2 separate regions of the Homo sapiens genome follow, and region 1 is linked to region 2. The links are chromatin loops, found by intact Hi-C in ENCODE. Cell type or tissue: GM12878. All regions are shown on one strand. Links, peaks and the distances in the headings refer to the core of each region. The heading gives the core; the rest is flanking DNA. Region 1 has its middle 23 kb from the start of SEMA4B. Region 2 overlaps IDH2-DT (IDH2 divergent transcript).

Region 1 (5,376 bases), core at 309-5,308, 58 kb before region 2:
GCCTGTTAACTTTTTAATTTTGAAATAATTATGGATTCAGAGGAAGTTGCAAAATAGTACATAGTGTCCCATGAACACTTCACCAGCTTTCCCCAGTGATGAACTTATATAATTGTAGTAGAATAGCAAAATCAAGAAATTGACATTGGTCAATGCTGTAAATAGACTGCAGACCTTATCGTTCAGTTTTTGCATGCACTTATTTGTGCCTGCACATATATATGTGCGTTTAGTTTTATGTAACTTGAACCCATGAATGCATTTGTGTACCGACCACCACCATCAAGAACTGTTCCATCCCTGTGGGGTACTCCTTCACGGTACCTCTTTATAGTCACACTCCTGTCACTGTCCTCTCACAACCATTAATCTCTTCTCCATCTGTATAGTTTTGTTATTTCAAGAATGTTATGTAAATATAGTGCATAACCTTTTGAGATTGGCTTTTTTCTTTTTATTTTTTTATTATTTTTTTTAAGACAACGTCTCTCTCTGTCATCCAGCCTGGAGTGCAGAGATTGGCTTTTTTCGATAACCATAATGCCTCTGAGATATATCCAACCAAGTCACTGTGTGTATCAATAGTTCTTTCCTTTTTATTACTGAGTAGTATCCCATGGAATGCATGTACTAGAGTTTAACTTTTTATTTTTTTGTACAGATGGGGGTCTCCCTATGTTGCCTAGGCTGGTCTTCAACTCCTGGGCTCAAGCAATCCTCCCACCTCAGTCTCTCAAAGTACTGGGATTACAGGCATAAGCCACCATATCTAGCTCAAGTTTATTCACCCATTGAATTGAAGGCTATTTGGGTTGTTTCCAGTTTTGGGCTATTACAAATGAAGCAACTCTAAACATTTGTGTACAGGTTTTTATATGAATGTAAGTTTTCATTTCTCTGAGATATATGTCCAAAGAATGCCATTGCTGTGTCTTATGGTAAGTGCATATCTAGTCTTATAAATTGCCATGATTTTTTGCAGAATGGCTGTACCATTTACATTTCCACCAGGAATGTGGAGAGAGATCCATTTTCTCCACACTCTTGCCAGCATTTCCTGTTATCACTGTTTTTTATTTTAGCTGCTCTTATAGGTGCATAGTAATATCTCATTGTGATTTTTTTATTGTAATTTTTTTTTTTTTTTTTGAGAGGGAGTTTTGCTCTCGTTGCCCAGACTGGAGTGCAATAGTGCAATCTCGGTTCACTGCAACTACCACCTCCCGGGTTCAAGCGATTCTCCTGCCTCAGCCTCCCAAGTAGCTGGGATTCCAGGCATGTGCCACTGCGCCCAGCTAATTTTGTATTTATAGTAGAGACAAGGTTTTACCATGTTGGCCATGGCTGGTCTCAAACTCTCAACCTCAGGTGATCCACCCACCTCGGCCTCCCAAAGTGCTGGGATTACAGGTGTGAGCCTGCCTCATTGACTCATTGACTCATTGACTTTTTTCTCTACATTACTGGCATCCTCCAGAACCCCTGTCTTTCCTTGCTTCTGCTCCATCCTGCATCTCTCCCCTATCTTCCTCTCCTTCCCCAGGACCTGAGGCATCCCCATGCCCCTCTTGAATGATTGTCTTCCCTCCTCTGATAAAAACCCTGAGGCTATAACAAACTGCTGGAAGAAAAAAAAAAAAAGCCCTGAGGCTGGCCACCCACCTCTGGCCACTTCCTTGTCACTAGAGACTTCGCATGTGGCTCCCAGTTCTTCACCTAAAGCTCCAGTCACTGTCTTGGTGACAAGTCCTGCATCTACTTTCTTACATCTCTGGTGACTTCCCTGACCCCACTTCAACCGCCACTCCAATTTTACCAGCAGTCACAGCTCCATCAGCAAGATCCCAAATTCAGGCATCCCAGTCTCTAACTCCCTTCTCTTTTCCTTCCTACTTCCTGGTTTAACACACTCGCTCAGACCTTCCTTGGACCTCAGCAGCCTCTCCAGGTCACTGATGTCCCACCTTCTCCTGATCCACTAGCCTTTCTCCCTCCCCATTCCCTTCTTACCCACTTAGATCCACCATTCCAACAACCTATTGCCTCAATTCTCTAACATCCCTTGTGGTCATTTTCACCACGTGGGAAAGCTCCAGATGTTAGCCAGGCAGGGCAGCACGCACCTGTAGTCCCAGCTACTAGGGAGGCTGAGGCAGGAGAATGGCTTGAACCCGGGAGGTGGAGGTTGCAGTGAGCTGAGATTGCACCACTGCACTCTGCACTCCAGTCTCCAGTCTGGGCGACAGAGTGAGACTCCATCTCAAAAAAAAAGAAAGAAAGAAAGAAAGAAAGCTCTAGATGAGCTCTGTGACCCACTTTCTCAGTACCTCTTCCTCAACAGTGGCTGGAGAGAGTCACTTAGGGTGGAGGGTTCCATTGCAAATCTAGGTTATCAGCTTCAGACCCTCAGCACCACCTGGGCTGTCCTTTCTCTGGCCACCTCTCTACATTGCTCTCTGGACCAACTCTCTTAAACATTTTCCCTTCTGTCCTTTACTTCACATACAAAACAGAAGTGAAGATCTCTGGCCTGAGATTGCAAAAACCACAACAACCAAAAACCAAAATAGAAGTCATGATGGGCGTGGTGGCTCACACGTGTAATTCCATCACTTTGGGAGGCCAAGGTGGGCAGATCACTTGAGCCCAGGAGTTCAAGACCTGCCTGGGCAACATAGCGACACTGCCCCATCTCGACAAAAAATTTTAAAAACTAGTCAAGTGTGGTGGCACACATCTGTAGTCCCAGCTATCTGGGAGGCTGAGGTGGAAGGATCACCCGAGCCTGAGAGGTTGAGGCTGCAGTGAGCTATGATCGTGCCACTGCACTCCAGTCTGGGCAACAGAGTGAGACCCTGTCTCAAACAAACAAACAAACAAAATTAAAGTCATCAGATGGGGTCTTCCTTATTTTTTTCCATCTGCATTGAGAGAGACCCAGTCTACTTTCATGAAAAGGGTGGTGGTCTTGGTATAGATGGATGGATAGATTGCTGTTTACAAGAAATGCAGTTATTTTACGTGTTTAGACACAACAAAACAGTGCTCTTTAACACACGCAAGTACAATGGCTATAGGTGCAAATACATTTTGCAATAACATACAAAGTCTAAATCTGAAGCTCTTTCTGAATTGGGAACCTAGGTAAATGGGCCCTCCTTGGTACCTAACAGGCTTCATCCACTTCCAAGCTACTCCCTGCAAGCCCCCCACCGCCCTGCCCCTCCTACCCTTCTTCTCACCAAAGTAATTGTTCTACACCCTGGCTGCGCATTGGAATCGCTTGGAGGAGCTGGCCAATTCTGCATATCATTTCAATCAGATTCTCTGGGGGTGAATCCAGGCTTCAGTTGTGTTTTTTTTTTTTTGACAGAGTGTCACTCCGTCACCAAGGCTGGAGTGCAATGGCACAATCTTGGCTCACCGCAACCTCTACCTGTTGGGTTCAAGCGATTCTCCTGCCTCAGCCTCCTGAGTAGCTGGGACTACAGGCGTGTGCCACCAGGCCCAGCTAATTTTTGTATTTTTAGTAGAGACGGGGTTTCACCACATTGGCCAGGCTGGCCTCGATCTCCTGACCTCAGGTGATCTGTCTGCCTTGGCCCCGCAAAGTGCTGGAATTACAGGCATGAGCCACCGCGCCCAACCAACATCAGTATTTATTTATTTGTTTTTTTGAGATTGATTCTTGCACTGTTGCCCAGGCTGGAATGCAAGGGTGCAATCTCGGCTCACCGCAACTTCTGCCTCCCGGGTTCAAGTGATTCTCATGCCTCAGCCTCCAGAATAGCTGAGATTACAGGCACCCGCCAACATGCCCAGCTAATTTTTGTATTTTTAATAGAGATGGGGTTTCACCACGTTAGCTAGGCTGGTCTCGAAGTTCTGACCTCAAGTGATCCGCCTGCCTCTGCCTCCTAAAGTGCTGGAATTATGGGCACCAGCCACTTCGCCCAGCCAAACACATGTAAATTTTCAAATTCTGTAGGTGATTCGAGCCAGCAGCAGAGGTTGGGGGTTGGGAAGCCAGTCCTACAGAAACTGCCCCTCCTCCTATCTACCCTTCCACTGTACTTTGTCTCCCACTCCCTCCCTCTCAACTGGTTTACTTCTAAAGACTTTTCTTTTTTTTTTTTTTCTGAGATGGAGTCTCGCTCTGTCACCCAGGCAGGAGTGCAGTGGCGCGATCTCAGCTCACTGCAACCTCCGCCTCCCAGATTCAAGTGATTCTCCTGCCTCCCAAGTAACTGGGACTACAGGTGTGTGCCACCAAGCCTGGCTAATTTTTGTATTTTTAGTAGAGATGGGGTTTCACCATGTTGGCCAGGCTGGCCTCGAACTCCTGACCTCAAGTGATCCCCCTGCCTCGGCCTCCCAAAGTGCTGGGATTACAGGCTGAGCCCCCGCACATGGCCTAAAGACTTTTCAACATGATCAAGTCTCTCCCACTTACGGAAAAAAGAAAAATTGCAAATACCCACAAATATTCCTTGACTTTCACATGCTGCTCCAAGCTCCTTCCCATCCCAGGGCTCTTAGCTAGAATGCTCTCCTCTGGTTCCAAGCTACACCCAGACTGGTAACTTAGTTACACCCTTAGCCTTGTTTCTCAAACCCTAATATGTATGCTGCTGTGCACCTGGGAGATCTTGTTAAAAAGCACATTTAGGCCTGGCGCAGTGGCAAATGCCTGTAATCTCAGTACTTTGGGAGGCCGATGGGAGGCCAAGGTGGGTGGATCACCTGAGGTCTGGAGTTTGAGACCAGCCTGGCCAACACAGTGAAACCCCGTCTCTACTAAAAATACAAAAATTAGCCGGGTGTGGTGGCGAGTGCCTGTAATCCCAGCTGCTCGGGAAACTGAGGTAGGAGAATCTCTTGAACCCGGGAGGCAGAGGTTGCAATGAGCTGAGATAGCGCCACTGCACTCCAGCCTGGGCAACAAGAGTGAGATTCCATCTCAAAAAAAAAATAAAAATAAAAAATAAAAATAAATAGCACATTTAGAAACTGTAGATCTGGGGGGGGGCTGAAGATTCTTCATTTTAACACAGTTCAATATGAGGGCGATGCTGTGCATTATCTTCAAGCAGTAAAGTTTTAAGTCTCTGCTCAACAGGCTCCTTGGGAAAGCAACCCCGACTTTCCTACGTTAAAGCCTCCTTCACAGCACTTAAGGCTTTTTTGATATTTCTGCTCGTCCTCCCAGTTTACTCCTCCATAAAATGGGCATTCCGGCCGGGTGCGGTGGCTCACGTCTGTAATCCTAGCACTTTGGGAGGCCGAGGCAGGCAGATTGCCTGAGCTCAGGAGTTCAAGACCAGCCTGGGCAACAAGGTGAAACCCCGTCTCTACTAAAATACAAAAAATTAGCTG
Region 2 (5,376 bases), core at 71-5,070:
AAGATACTATAGGAGAATACTTTCACAATCTTGGGATAGGAAAAGATTTATTACATAGGACATAGAAATAATAAACATAAAAGATATGTTGACAGAGCGTGGTGGCTCACACCTGTAATCCCAGCACTTTGGGAGGCCAAGACAGGTGGATCGCCTGAGGTCAGGAGTTTGAGACCAGCCTGGCCAACATGGTGAAACCCTGTCTCTACTAAAAATATAAAAATTAGCTGGGCGTGGTGACAAATGCCTGTAATTCCAGCTATTCTGGAGGCTGAGACAGGAGAATCACTTGAACCTGGGAGGCAGAGGTTGCAGTGAGCTGAGATCATGCCACTGCACTCCAGCCTGGGCAACAGAGCAAGACTCCATCTCAAAAAACAAACAAACAAACAAATAAACAAAAGATATGTCGACCTAGAGGAAAAAACTGAGGGAAAATCATTTATACAAATAGAGAGTTTATTTGGGCCAAGTTGAGGACTGCAACCTGGGAGCACAGATTCAAGTTGCCCTGAATAAATGCTCCAATTAGCAATATTTACAGATGGGTTTTTAAAGGAAAAAAGGAGAAGCAGTCCCTAAATGGTCTACCAAGAATTTACATTAAAATAATATAAGCTATTGATTGGCTATCCATTGATTTTTTTTGTATCAGGAATTCCAGGACATGAAGATAACAGATAAGGAAAAAAAAAAAAAAAAAAGGCCTTTAAACAGGTGCCCCAGGCCTGAATGTGGGAGGGCCTGGGGAGCTGTGACTGAAGTCCCATACTCAAGTCTCTCTGGGCCTGATCAATTTTGTATACAATTTCACATAGCTCAGACTGTTCTGAGCTATTTTTCTTTTCTCAGGTCAATAAGTTGGACTACATTAAAATTAAGAGTTTTTGTGCATCGAAAGATGTGTTAAAAAAATAAAGCAAGCCATTGAGTAAGAGGACATTTGCAACACATACATCCAAAAAGGAGACTCTGGGCGTGGTGGCTCATGCCTGTAATCCCAGCACTTTGGGAGGCTGAGGCAGGTGGGTCACTTGAGGTTAGGAGTTCGAGACCAGCCTGACCAACATGGTGAAACCCCATCTCTACCAAAAAAAAAAAAAAAAAAAAAAAAAAAAATTAGCTGGGCATGGTTGCGTGTGCCTGTAATTCCAACTACTTGGGAGGCTGAGGCAGGAGAATTACTTGAGTAACCTGAGAGATGGAGGTTGCAGTGAGCTGAGATCACGCCACTGTACTCCAGCCTGGGTGACAGAGCAAGACTCTGTCTCAAAATAAATAAATAAATACATAAATAAGGAGACTCATATCAAAATGTATATCAAGGCTGGGCGTGGTGGCTTATGCCTGTAATCCCAGCACTTTGGGAGGCCGAGGCAGCAGATTACCTGAGGTCAGGAGTTCAAAACCAGCCTGGCCAACATGGCAAAACCCGTCTCTATTAAAAATACAAAAACTAGCTGGGGGTGGTGGTGCACATCTGTAATCCCAGCTACTCAGGAGGCTGAGGCAGGAGAATTGCTTGAATCTGAGAGGCAGAGGTTGCAGTGAGCTGAGATCGCGCCACTGCACTCCAGCCTGGGTAACAGAGCGAGACTCCGTCAAAAAAAAAAAAAAAAGAAAAAAGAAAAAAAATGTATATCGAACTCCTACAAATCACAAACAAGCAGAAAAGCCAATGGAAAAACAGGCAAAAGATTTGAAACAGGTGCTTCACGAGAGAATATCCAAATAGCTAATAAGCATATGAAAAGGAACTCAATCTCATTAGTCCCCAGGGAAATGCAATTTAAAAATCGCACTGAGCTCCCACTACACCCACCAGAATAACTAAAGCTGAAAAGAATGACAATGCTGTTATCAGTGCTGTAGAGAAACTGAAACTCTCATACTTTGCTGGTAGAATATAAATTAGACAATCAATTTGAAAAGTTGGCAGTGTCTATTAAAACTGAACACTTTATATATGTATGTGTACGTCCTATGACCCAGTAATTCACTCATAAGTATTATTCCACAGAATTTTGTATATATGTACAGAAGATAAGTGTAAGAACGTTCATAGAAGCATCGTTAGTAATAGCCCCAAACTGTAAACACCCGATGTTCATCAATAGTAGAATGCAAATAGTAGAAATAAATTATGGCAGGTTCATAAAATGCAACTTTAGATAGCAACGGAATTAGTAAATTACAGCTACATGCAAAAACATGAATGAAGTTTATAATGTAATGTTGAGAAAAAGACACAACAGAGTATATACTGTATGACTTTATTTACACAAAAATAAAAATGGGCAAAATCAATCATTTTAGTAGAAGTTAGGATAGTAGTAGTGACCTTTGGGGAATTTGGAAAAATAATGTCTAAGAGAGAACTTAAGGATGGTTTCTGGGTTGCAGGTAATGTTGTTTTCTTTTCTTTTTTGAGACGGAGTCTCGCTCTGTCGCCCAGGCTGGAGTACAGCGCGATCTTGGCTCACTGCAACCTCCGCCTCCCAGGTTCAAGCGACTCTCCTGTCTCAGCCTTTAGGGCCTCACCTCTTAATACCATCTCACTGGCCATTGATTTTTTTTTTTTTTTTTTTTTGAGATGGAGTCTTGCTCTGTTGACCAGGCTAGAGTGCAGTGGCAGGATCTCGGGTCACTGCAACCTCCGCCTCCCGGGTTCAAGTGATTCTCCTGCCTCAGCCTCCAGAGTACCTGAGATTACAGGCATGCACCATGACTCCTGGCTATTTTTTTTTGTATTTTTAGTAGAAACGGGGTTTTGCCATGTTGGCCAGTCTGGTCTTGAACTCCTGACCTCAAGTAATCTGCCCGCCTTGGCCTCCCAAAGTGCTGGGATTACAGGTGTGAGCCACCACGCCTGGCCCAGCCATTAAATTTTAATACATGAATTCTGTGAGACATTTAGACCTTAGCAGTGAGAGTAAAATAAAACAAGTTGAAACAGAGAAACTTAATTCTCACAGACTTTTGTTAAAAGACCTGTTGAATGACACCTTTCAGTTATTAGGAAATTGAACCCAGGAGGCAGGAGTGAAATTCAAGACACAATGCTGAGTAAAGAAACTGGCATGGCTGGGTGGCTCACACCTGTAATCCCAGCACTTTTGGGAAGCTGAGGTGGGAAGATCCCTTGAACCCAGGAGTTTGAGACCAGCCTGGGCAACATAGGAAGACCCCTGTCTCTATGAAAAAAGAAAGAAAGGTGCAAACATGTTTATACATCTACTTGAAAAGAAAAATGAGGAGGCTTAGAACTCCCACTGGAACTAAAATATTATGGACTAATAACATGAAAGATGGGAGAATTGGAGAGAAATAATCTAAGTTTCTCATATTTTTAAGAAGGATAAATAAAATAATGAGTTTTAAACTTTGTAAAGTCAAGAATTTAATTTTTCCTTCCCTTCCCTTTCCCTTTTTCTTTTCTTTCTCCTTCCTCCCTTCCTTCCTTCCTTCTTTCCTTTCCTCCCTCCCTTCCTCCCTCCCTCTTTCTCTTTCTTTCTTTTCTTTTCTTTCCTTCTTTCCTTCTCTCTCTCTCTTTCTTTTTCTTTTTTTTCTTTCTGATACAGGGTCTTGCTCTGCCACCCAGGCTAGAGTGTAGTGGTGTGATCATGGCTTACTGCCACCTTGACCTGAGCTCAAGGGATCCCCCTGCCTCAGCCTCCTGAGTAGCTACAGGTGTGTGCCATCACATCTGGCTAATTGTTTTTCAATTTTGGTAGAGATAGGGTCTTGCTATGCTGCCCAGGCTGGTCTCAAACTCCTGGCTTCAAGTGATACTCCTGCCTCAGCTTCCCAAAGTGCTGAGATTATAGATGTGGGTTCCCAAGTCTGAATTTAATTTCTAAACAGGTAGAAATAGAACATATCATTTCCATACCAGTAAGGGAGGTAGAGGAGAATAAAGAAATCTTGGCTGATCCGATAGAAAGCTTAAAAGGATGTGAAAAGAAGCAAAAGAAGGCCAGGCGTGGTAACATGGGCGTATAGTCCCAACTACTTGGGAGCCTGAGGTGGGAGGATCCCTTGACCTAGAAGCCTGAAGTTGCAGTGAGCTACGGTCACACCACTGCACTCCAACCTGGCCAACAGAGTGAGACCTTGTCTCCAAAATAAATAAATAAATAGATAAGCAAAAGAAAAGCATGGCAAATAGAAAGTACAAAATAAAGTGATAGAAATGTAAAAAATATTCAGCAATCTCCATAAATGTGAACAGTGTAAATATGTTTATAAAAGACAAAGACTTTCAGCTGGGCACAGTGGTTCACGGCTATAATCCCAGCACTTTGGGAGGCCGAGGTAGGCAGATCACGAAGTCAGGAGTTTGAGGCTAGCCTGGCCAACATGGTGAAACCCCATCTCTACTAAAACTACAAAAATTAGCTGGGCCTGGTGGTTCGTACCTGTAATCCCAGCTACTGGGGAGGCTGAGGCAGGAGAATCACTTGAACCTTGGAGGCGGAGATTGCAGTGAGCCGAGCTTGTGCCACTGCACTCCAGCCTGGGCAAGAGAGCAAGACTCCATCTCAAAAAAAAAAAAAAAAAGACAGACTTTCAAAGTATGTTACAAAACCAAAACTCAGCTATGTGTGGATACACATAAAATATGTAACATAAAAAATTAAAAGTAAAAGGCATGAAAAAAGTTGTATCAGGCAAATACGGACCAAAGTAAAGCTGGTGTAGCAATATACAATAGTTCAAAATAAATCTTAAGGCAAAACGCAAGTTTAGGTATAAAGAGAATCATTATTTAATGATAAAAGGAGTAATTTACTAGAAAAATATAACAGGTATGAGCATAACACTTAAGAAAACTTCATAATATATATAGCACAAATGGATGGAATTACCAAGAGGAATGAACACATCCACAATCACACTGGGCAGTCTTAACACCTCTCTTAGAAACAAATAGCTTATAAAAACTTACAAGAACATAGATTTCAGTGGCGCTACTTGGGAGGCTGAGGTGGAAGGATTGCTTGAGCCCAGGAGGTCAAGGCTGCAATGAGCTGTGATCGTATCACTGCACTCTAATGCATCTCCCCCTGCCAAAAAAAAAAAAAAAAAAAAAAAATCGGAAAAGATTGGGTGTAGTGGCTCACACCTGTAATCCTAACACTTTGGGAGGCTGAAGTGGGAGGATTGCTTGAGTCCAGGAGTTCAAGACCAGCCTGGACAACATAGCAAGACCTTGTCTCTGCTAAAAAACAAAACAAATCAACAACAACAACAAAAAGAATACCTAGGGCTGGATGCGGTGGCTCACACCTGTAATCCCAGCACTTTGGGAGGCCAAGGTGGGCAGATCACCTGAGGTCATGAGTTCGAGACTAGCCTGGCCAAAATAGGCAAACC

The links. Hi-C counts contacts between places; a loop is a spot of excess contacts. Peaks named below come from ENCODE experiments on the same cell type or tissue, not always from the same donor. Only the 100,000 strongest peaks of a DNase experiment are listed, where the experiment ranks them.
Region 1: it touches region 2 in a loop (7-fold over the local background); 1 of 110 quality-filtered maps calls a loop at or near these places.

What each region holds. Positions count from the first base shown.
Region 1 is chr15:90,175,846-90,181,221 of GRCh38, reverse strand. No RefSeq gene overlaps it. Among named protein-coding and RNA genes, the nearest start is that of SEMA4B, 23 kb to the left of the region's middle. RefSeq lists an enhancer at 2,254-3,159. In GM12878, for the core only: no CTCF peak of the experiment used is centred there; a DNase peak (open chromatin) is centred at 2,511; H3K4me3 peaks cover 1,226 bases; H3K27ac peaks cover 850 bases.
Region 2 is chr15:90,117,670-90,123,045 of GRCh38, reverse strand. The region is part of intron 2 of IDH2-DT (IDH2 divergent transcript); the gene reads right to left. Among named protein-coding and RNA genes, the nearest start is that of IDH2, 18 kb to the right of the region's middle. RefSeq lists an enhancer at 960-1,459. In GM12878, for the core only: no CTCF peak of the experiment used is centred there; no DNase peak of the experiment used is centred there.